3 separate regions of the Mus musculus genome follow, and all the other regions are linked to region 2. A link is a loop called in an ENCODE intact Hi-C map of the cell type or tissue named here. Cell type or tissue: left cerebral cortex. All regions are shown on one strand. Region 1 has its middle 57 kb from the start of Pold3. Region 2 has its middle 1.9 kb from the start of Olfr521. Region 3 has its middle 49 kb from the start of Chrdl2.

The links. Peaks named below come from ENCODE experiments on the same cell type or tissue, not always from the same donor. Only the 100,000 strongest peaks of a DNase experiment are listed, where the experiment ranks them.
Region 1: it touches region 2 in a loop (2.1-fold over the local background); 2 of 42 quality-filtered maps call a loop at or near these places.
Region 3: a loop joins it to region 2, with 1.9 times the contacts of the local background. A loop is called at or near these places in 2 of 42 quality-filtered maps.

Annotation. Positions count from the first base shown.
Region 1 is chr7:100,063,481-100,065,980 of GRCm38, reverse strand. No RefSeq gene overlaps it. Among named protein-coding and RNA genes, the nearest start is that of Pold3, 57 kb to the left of the region's middle. In left cerebral cortex, no CTCF peak of the experiment used is centred here; no DNase peak of the experiment used is centred here.
Region 2 is chr7:99,763,991-99,766,490 of GRCm38, reverse strand. No RefSeq gene overlaps it. Among named protein-coding and RNA genes, the nearest start is that of Olfr521, 1.9 kb to the left of the region's middle. In left cerebral cortex, no CTCF peak of the experiment used is centred here; no DNase peak of the experiment used is centred here.
Region 3 is chr7:100,053,771-100,056,270 of GRCm38, reverse strand. No RefSeq gene overlaps it. Among named protein-coding and RNA genes, the nearest start is that of Chrdl2, 49 kb to the right of the region's middle. In left cerebral cortex, no CTCF peak of the experiment used is centred here; no DNase peak of the experiment used is centred here.

The sequences.
Region 1 (2,500 bases), 300 kb before region 2:
CTGACATTATCCAGACTTAAGGCTTACTTTATGCCCAGATACAATATGCTTGTTACAATCCCAGCTCTCGAGAAGCTAGGGCAGGAGGTCATATGTTCTAGACCAACCAGGGCAATGTAGTAAGACCATGTCTCAAAAGGTAGAAAAGGGTAACATTTAATATAAAGTTGTAGCAACCAAGGTTATGTAAGTTACTAAGTTACGTGTCTGTAACCTCAGTACTGGGGGGGTGGGAGCAAGAGGATCAGGAGTCTAAGGCCAGCCTGAGCTACATAAGACCCTCTCTCAAAAGCAGCAAACTACAGTGTGATCTGGTAAAACAATGAACAGATAGATCAAGGGAACAGGAGAGTCCTGAAACTAGATCCATATTAATCAGCCAACACCTGACAGAGGCATAGGCAGTTGGATAGAAGAAAGACCATGTTTTTAGTTAATGCTGTTGCAACAACTAGACATCCATGTAGAAAAAGAGAAACTTTGATACAGATCTTGTTATAATCATCACAGAGATCAGCTCAGATGTAAACATAAGGCTCTAAGAAGATAGAAGAGAGAACCATGACCTTGGATTTGCTGATGACCTTTCAGATGTATAACACTCAAGGCAAGATTTGTACAAGAATCAATAAGCTGACCTGCAATGAAATGAGAGGACATGCTCTTCAGGGGATGTTGCTAAAGGAATAAGGAGTAAATCCATGGAACGAGAGGAAATGTTTACAGAGACATCTGATAAAGAGCTTTATTCAAAATAGAGAATGTTTTTAATTCAATAAGAGAACAAAACTGTTCTTTTCCATGTGTGCATACATGTTCATGTGTGTGCAAATGCGCATACATGTTCATGTGTGTGCAAATGCACACACATGTGGGGAGGCCAGAGGACAGCCTCGGGCACCATCCACTTTTTAATCAATTTATTGTTTGCTTATTTAAAAGCAGGGTTTCTGAGTGTATAGGAACTTGCCAAGTAGGTTAGACTGGCCGACCAGAAAACTCCAGGATCCAGTTGCCACCACCTCCCTGCACTGGGATAGCATGTGTCTCCTGTGGATTCTGGGGACCAGACTCAAATCCCTTTGCCTACAAGGCAAACACTTTACAGGCTGAGATGCCTCCACAGCCCCTGATTTTTTTAAATGGGCAAGACTTGAGCAGATCCTTTGGTGAGAAGGTATGCAGGTGGCAAGTGAGGACATACCCAGCATTTTTTGGTGATTAGGAAACTGCACATCAACAATGGAGTCCCACCACACAAGTCAGAATGACCCAAATCCAGAAGACAAACACCAGGCCTGGTAACAACGTGGAACTTTTCTTTAAAAGGTCTTTTTCAAGTCTTGTACTGAGAGCTGACTCACTGGTTCAAAGCATCTGCTGCTCTTGGAGAGGACCTGAGGTCAGTTCTGGTCCTCACGTGGAGTGGCTCGCAAAGAGGTTTTACTCCAGTTCCAGTGGATCTAACACCCTTTTCTAGCCTCTGTGGTCACCTGCATGTGTGTATATACATGAATACACACACAAATACAAATAAAGTCTTTTTTTAAAAATAAGTGTAGAGGATAAAATTAACAGCAGGTAAAACACTGTAGAAGGAAAGATTAGTGAATTGGAAGGCAAGGAAGTAGAAATGATTGAAACCGAATCACAGAGTTGGTAATGATGCAGCTCTGTAGTCTAGCACTTTCTAGCATGTGCAAGGTCCTGGATCTGAACTCCAAATCCACTGAAATAAGACCCAAATTACAAACAAAAAACCAAACAACAACAACAACAAAATTCTTAAGTTACCAGGAGGGGAAAAATAATAAAGTTTCAGTATATTTAGAAAAATCATGACTGAAAAAAATTTAAAGTGTATGGCAATTCTAAGCATATAGATCCAAGAAATTTCCTGTGAAGGATGAAATAAAGAAACCTCCACTGCATACATAAAATATCCAAGAAAAAAGAAAAAAAGAACCCCCCCCTCCAGGTAGTAGAGCAAAATCTCTGCAGAAGGGGCTGAGATGCAGCTCACCGATAGAGCACTTGCCTGGCGTGCTCAAGGCCCCAGATTTGATATCCAGTACCAGGCAATAATTAATTTTGCAAACAAATAAATAATAGATAACATCCACAAAATGAAAAATAATAACGGGTGTGCAAATGCTGACACTGCAAACTGGAACAGAAAAAAACAACAACATGGGGATGAAGAGGAAAACCCACAGCTCTTTATCCACATAAAATGGACTTCCAAAGGAAAGGCAGGGACTGGAGGGGTGGCTGAGCAGTTCAAAGTACATACTTCTCTTGTAGAGGACCCAAGTTCAGTCTCAGAACGCTGGTTGAGAGGTTCACTACCACCTAAAATTCCAGCTCCATGAGATGTGACGCCTTCTTCTGGCTTTCACAAGCGCCTGCATGTGTGTGTCCACATACACAATTAAAAAGAAAAAACAAACAAAAGCTGAGAGGACTTGTCACCCCTGAGCTGTGCTGTAGGGAGTTCTCC
Region 2 (2,500 bases):
GTCTTCTCAGTGTAACTATTAACCCACCACTGACTTCCTTCTCTCTTGTTTGCTCCGCTCTGTTGTCTCCTTCTAAGTTGACACATCTGTCCCCCCTTTCAGTGAGAGGGTCTCTGTCATTTGGAGGAAAAGTGGTGACATTGAGAATGTTTTAGGTGCTTGTCAAGCCAGGGGACCTGATGATGCTTCTCTGGTTATTTTGCAAGACAGGATCCATGGCAGTCTCTCTACAGGACCACTGACTGCTTCTCCCCAGCCCAGGCGGAACCCTAGTTAATCACTGTATGGCCATCACTCAGCAGGCCTCTCTGTTCTCTGCTCAGAAGGTGCCGTGGTGTCCTGGGATAGATGGAAAGGGGTGCTTTGTAGAGGACTTGAGATATGCTCGCAGTATCGGTTTCTATGGAAAAGAACTCTCAGAAGAATCAAAATAGAACATTTCAACCCATAGAGGTTGGGACTTAAGCAAAAGGTGAATACTGTTTTATTCTCAGCCTTAGGCTTGTTCCCTGAACCACTGGAGGCAAGAGTCTCCTGCCACTGATAATGTTGTGTCTCAGTGATCCCATGACTTTTATTTTCCCATTTTCTAACAAAACATTTCTCATGCACAAAACATTATATAATATTAAGAGTTATTTTCCAGCCATCCCATCCCTGTAGGCCAGAGACTTTGCACAGGAGGATGGGGACTTTCCTAGATGCCGCACCCGCTGGCTGAAATGCCAGGAAGACTATGCTGAGTCTCTGCTTTCTGGGGCACGTCTCCTCTCCTTTCAGTCTTTCCTGAGGAATACAGACATCAAGTTTCCAAGCCAAAGCTATTTGGGCAGAGACTTCAACTTCCCCCTTTTGCAATTGATAATATCAGAAAAGACTAAATTTCAAATATTTTTCTGAGGCCCAATATGGTAGAATTTAAATTGGTGTTTAGCAATACAAACATTTCCTTGACAATATGTCCTTGACTTAACAAAGAGTATGCCAATTGGTTGCAAATTGAGATTCCATGAACCAGACCCCTATATGCCATTAGATTCAGTAGTCTGGTTGTTTTACACCCTCAGAGACACCTCCTGCCCTACCTGGACATTACAGTTCCCATTCAAGCAGGAGCTGCCTGTTTTCCCAGTATCAGACTGAGCTTGAGGGTGAGGGGTGATGTTGGAGGGATGAACCTGAAAAGGACACACCCTGAAGTGCCCCAGCTGCCCCTGCTTCTCCCTTCTCTGCCCACACTGTTCGCTGACAGAGACATGGATGCTGAGATCCTGTTGGAAGCTAGCTTGTAGAATTTGCCTGCTGTGTGCTACTGGATTGTCTAATAGGCAGTCCAGGCTTCGGCCACCACTAAACTGGGGGCACCAAAGTTGCTCAGTTTCTTAAAGAGTTTGATATTTGGTGGCAACCAGTTCATCATAGGAAATGCCAACATCCCTTAGACTTACTCCATTTTCTAAGATGGGATTGCTTTATCCTGAATTATAGTCTGCGTCTAAGTAATGCAGCCCATGCTTAGGGCCAAAAGGCCCAGCCCTAGGGAATTGTCTAGTACCAGCTCTACCACTGGTAGAGAGGGAAGGGCAGATGGATGAGTCACCTGAATGTCCAACCTGCCCTTGAGGTTCATCATCTCCTATCACAGAGCCCTCCCTGCCGGATGCTTCTTAAAACCAAAGAAAGTGGGCTGGCAAGATGATGTGGTAGATAAAAGCTCTTATTGCACAAGTCTGGTTATCTGAGTTTGATTCCTGGATCCACAGTGGAAACAGAGCCAAATTCCAAAAGTGGTCCTCTGACATTCATACCTGTTCTGGGGCACAGGTGCACATAAACTCATAAACACATCACATACACTCACACATACTTACACACATACACTCACACACAAATACACACATGCAAATACACTCACTCATGTGGACACACCCATACACATACACACTCGCACAGGCGTACACACATATTCATACACACACTCTCACACATACACATGTACTTACACACACACACTCATACACACTCACGCACCCACCAATAAGTCAAGTAAAAATGGAACATATACCCAAAAAAGGAAATTAAGTAATTAAGGTTAAGAGAAGGGCAGGCTCTGTCCAAGGCCACAGCGTGAGGAGCGAGAACAGAGGGCACTCCTGGAGCCAGCTCAGCTGAAAAGTCCAAGCCCTACCTATCAGCCAAGACTTCAGTTGCTGGATCAGCCCTTATTCTTTCTTGCTGTGATCCTCATCACTGTTTATCTCATCTGTACATGAGGGTGTTGATGGATAGATCTTTGAAGGATTCAATGAACTGCCTTCTGAGTGTACCCTGTGTATTTGGCAGAGTGGGGGATGAAAAGACATGTGTCACATGATCCATGCTCTAAGGGAGAAAGAGAGTTTTCACCACAAAGCCACACTCTCTGCCTTCACAATTCCATACCCACTGTAGCAGACAAGTCCGTGAACTTGGGAGATAACAGGATACAAATGCCTGCTCA
Region 3 (2,500 bases), 290 kb before region 2:
GCCCTCCTCTCAAAACAAAGTGGAAAGAGAGAACTGACACCCACAGAAGTTGTCCTCTGACTTTCACAAGTGTTCTGTGGTGTGCTAGTCAATTAATTATTAATTAATTTAGGACCAGCAAGATGGCTCAGCAGGTAAAGGTGTTTGCTGGCAAACCTGACAAACTAAGTCAATTCCACAGGCAGAAGGGGAGAACTGACTCCCACAATTTTCTCTCTGGCCTCTTCCATACTCTCACTTGTGAATGTGTGTGCACCCCCAAACCCCTAGTAAATAAATGAAAAAAAAAAATGAAAATGGCTGGAAATCAGCTTTTCTCTGGAGCCCGTCGTGAGCTGCTGCCCGCTGTCCCTTGACTTGCTCTCTGTTGCACATTTCTCACCCGGCACAACCGTGTGAGGCCTTTTTGGGGTCCCAGAACACAGAAACCATTCATCAGCTCGGCCTCATCTTCAGGAAGAGACATGGGAGGGACGTCAGATGCATCACCAGTGGGCTCAGCACTGTGACACAGGGAAGCATAGGGGATGCTGGGGATCTAGACAATGGCCCTTGGTTCCCACGACCAGAGATGTTCCTAAGTTCACACGACTAGGCCATCCTCTGTTACATATGCAACTAGAGACACAGCTCTAGGGGGTACTGGTTAGTTCATATTGTTGTTCCTCCTATAGGGCTGCAGACCCCTTTAGCTCCTTGGATACTTTCTCTAGCTCCTTCATTAGGGGACTTGTGTTCCATCCAATAAATGACTGTGCGCATCCACTTCTGTATTTGCCAGACACTGGCATAGCCTCACAAGAGAGAGCTATATCAGGGTCCTGTCAGTAAAACCTTTCTGGCATATGCAATAGTGTCTGGGTTTGGTGGTTGTATATGGGATGGATCCCCAGGTGGGGCAGTCGCTGGATAGTCCTTCCTTCCATCTCAGCTCCAAACTTTGTCTCTGTAACTCCTTCCATGGGTATTTTGTTCCCAATTCTAAGAAGGAGTGAAGTATCCACACTTTGGTCTTCCTTCTTGAGTTTCATGTGTTTTGCAAATTGTATCTTGGGTATTCTAAGTTTCTGGGCTAATATCTACTTATCAGTGAGTGCATATCATGTGTGTTCTTTTGTGAGTGGGTTACCTCACTCAAGATGATATCCTCCAGATCCATCCATTTGCCTAAGAATTTCATAAATTCATTGTTTTTAATAGCTCAGTAGTACTCCATTGTGTAGATATCTTTTAAATCTATTTGTTTCATAACTTCTGTTAGCTTCACTGTATCTCTGTTTAGTTTCTGTTTCCAGGATCTGTCCATTGATGAGAGTGGAGTGTTGAAATCTCCCACTATTGTTGTGTGTGGTGCAATGTGTGCTTTGAGCCATATTATAGTTTCGTTAATGAATGTGAATGCCATTGCATTTGGAGCACAGATATTCAGAATTGGAAGTTTGTCTTGGAAGATTTTATTTTTGATGAGTATGAAATGCCCCTCCCTGTCTTTTTTGATAACTTTGGATTGGAAATCGATTTTATTAGATATTAGAATGGCTACTCCAGCTTGTTTCTTGGGACCATTTGCTTGGAAATTTGTTTTCCAGCCTTTTACTCTGAGATAGTGTCTGTCTTTGTCTCTGAGGTGTGTTTCCTGTATGCAGCAAAAAGTTGGGTCCTGTTTATATAGCCAGTCTGTTAGTCTATGTCTTTTTATTGGGGAATTGAGTCCATTGATATTAAGAGATATTAAGGAAAAGTAATTGTTGCTTCCTGTTATTTTTGTTGTTAGAGTTGGGATTCTGTTCTTTTGGCTATCTTCTTTTAGGTTTGTTGAAGAATTACTTTCTTGCTTTTTCTAGGACGTAGTTTCCTTCCTTGTGTTGGAGTTTTCCCTTTATTATCCTTTGAAGGGCTGAATTTGTGGAAAGGTATTGTGTGAATTTGGTTTTGTCATGGAATACTTTGGTTTCTCCATCTATGGTAATTGAGAGTTTTGCTGGGTATAGTAGCCTGGGCTGGCATTTGTATTCTCTTAGGGTCTGTATAACATCTGTCCAGGATCTTCTGGCTTTCATAGTCTCTGGTGAGAAGTCTGGTGTAATTCTAATAGGTCTGCCTTTATATATTACTTGACTTTTTTCCCTTACTGCTTTTAATATTCTATCTTTATTTGGTGCATTTGTTGTTCTGATTATTATGTGTCAGAAAGAATTTCTTTTCTGGTCCAGTCTATTTGGAGTTCTATAGGCTTCTTGTATGTTCATGGGCATGTCTTTCTTTAGGTTTGGGAAGTTTTCTTCTATAATTTTGTTGAAGATATTTACTAGCCCTTTAAGTTGAAAATCTTTATTCTCATCTATACCTATTATCGTTAGGTTTGGTCTTCTTATTGTGTCCTGGATTTCCTGGGTGTTTTGAGTTAGGATCTTTTTGCATTTTGCATTTTCTTTGATTGTTGTGCTCATGTTCTCTATGGAATCTTCTGAACTTGAGATTCTCTCTTCCATCTCTTGTA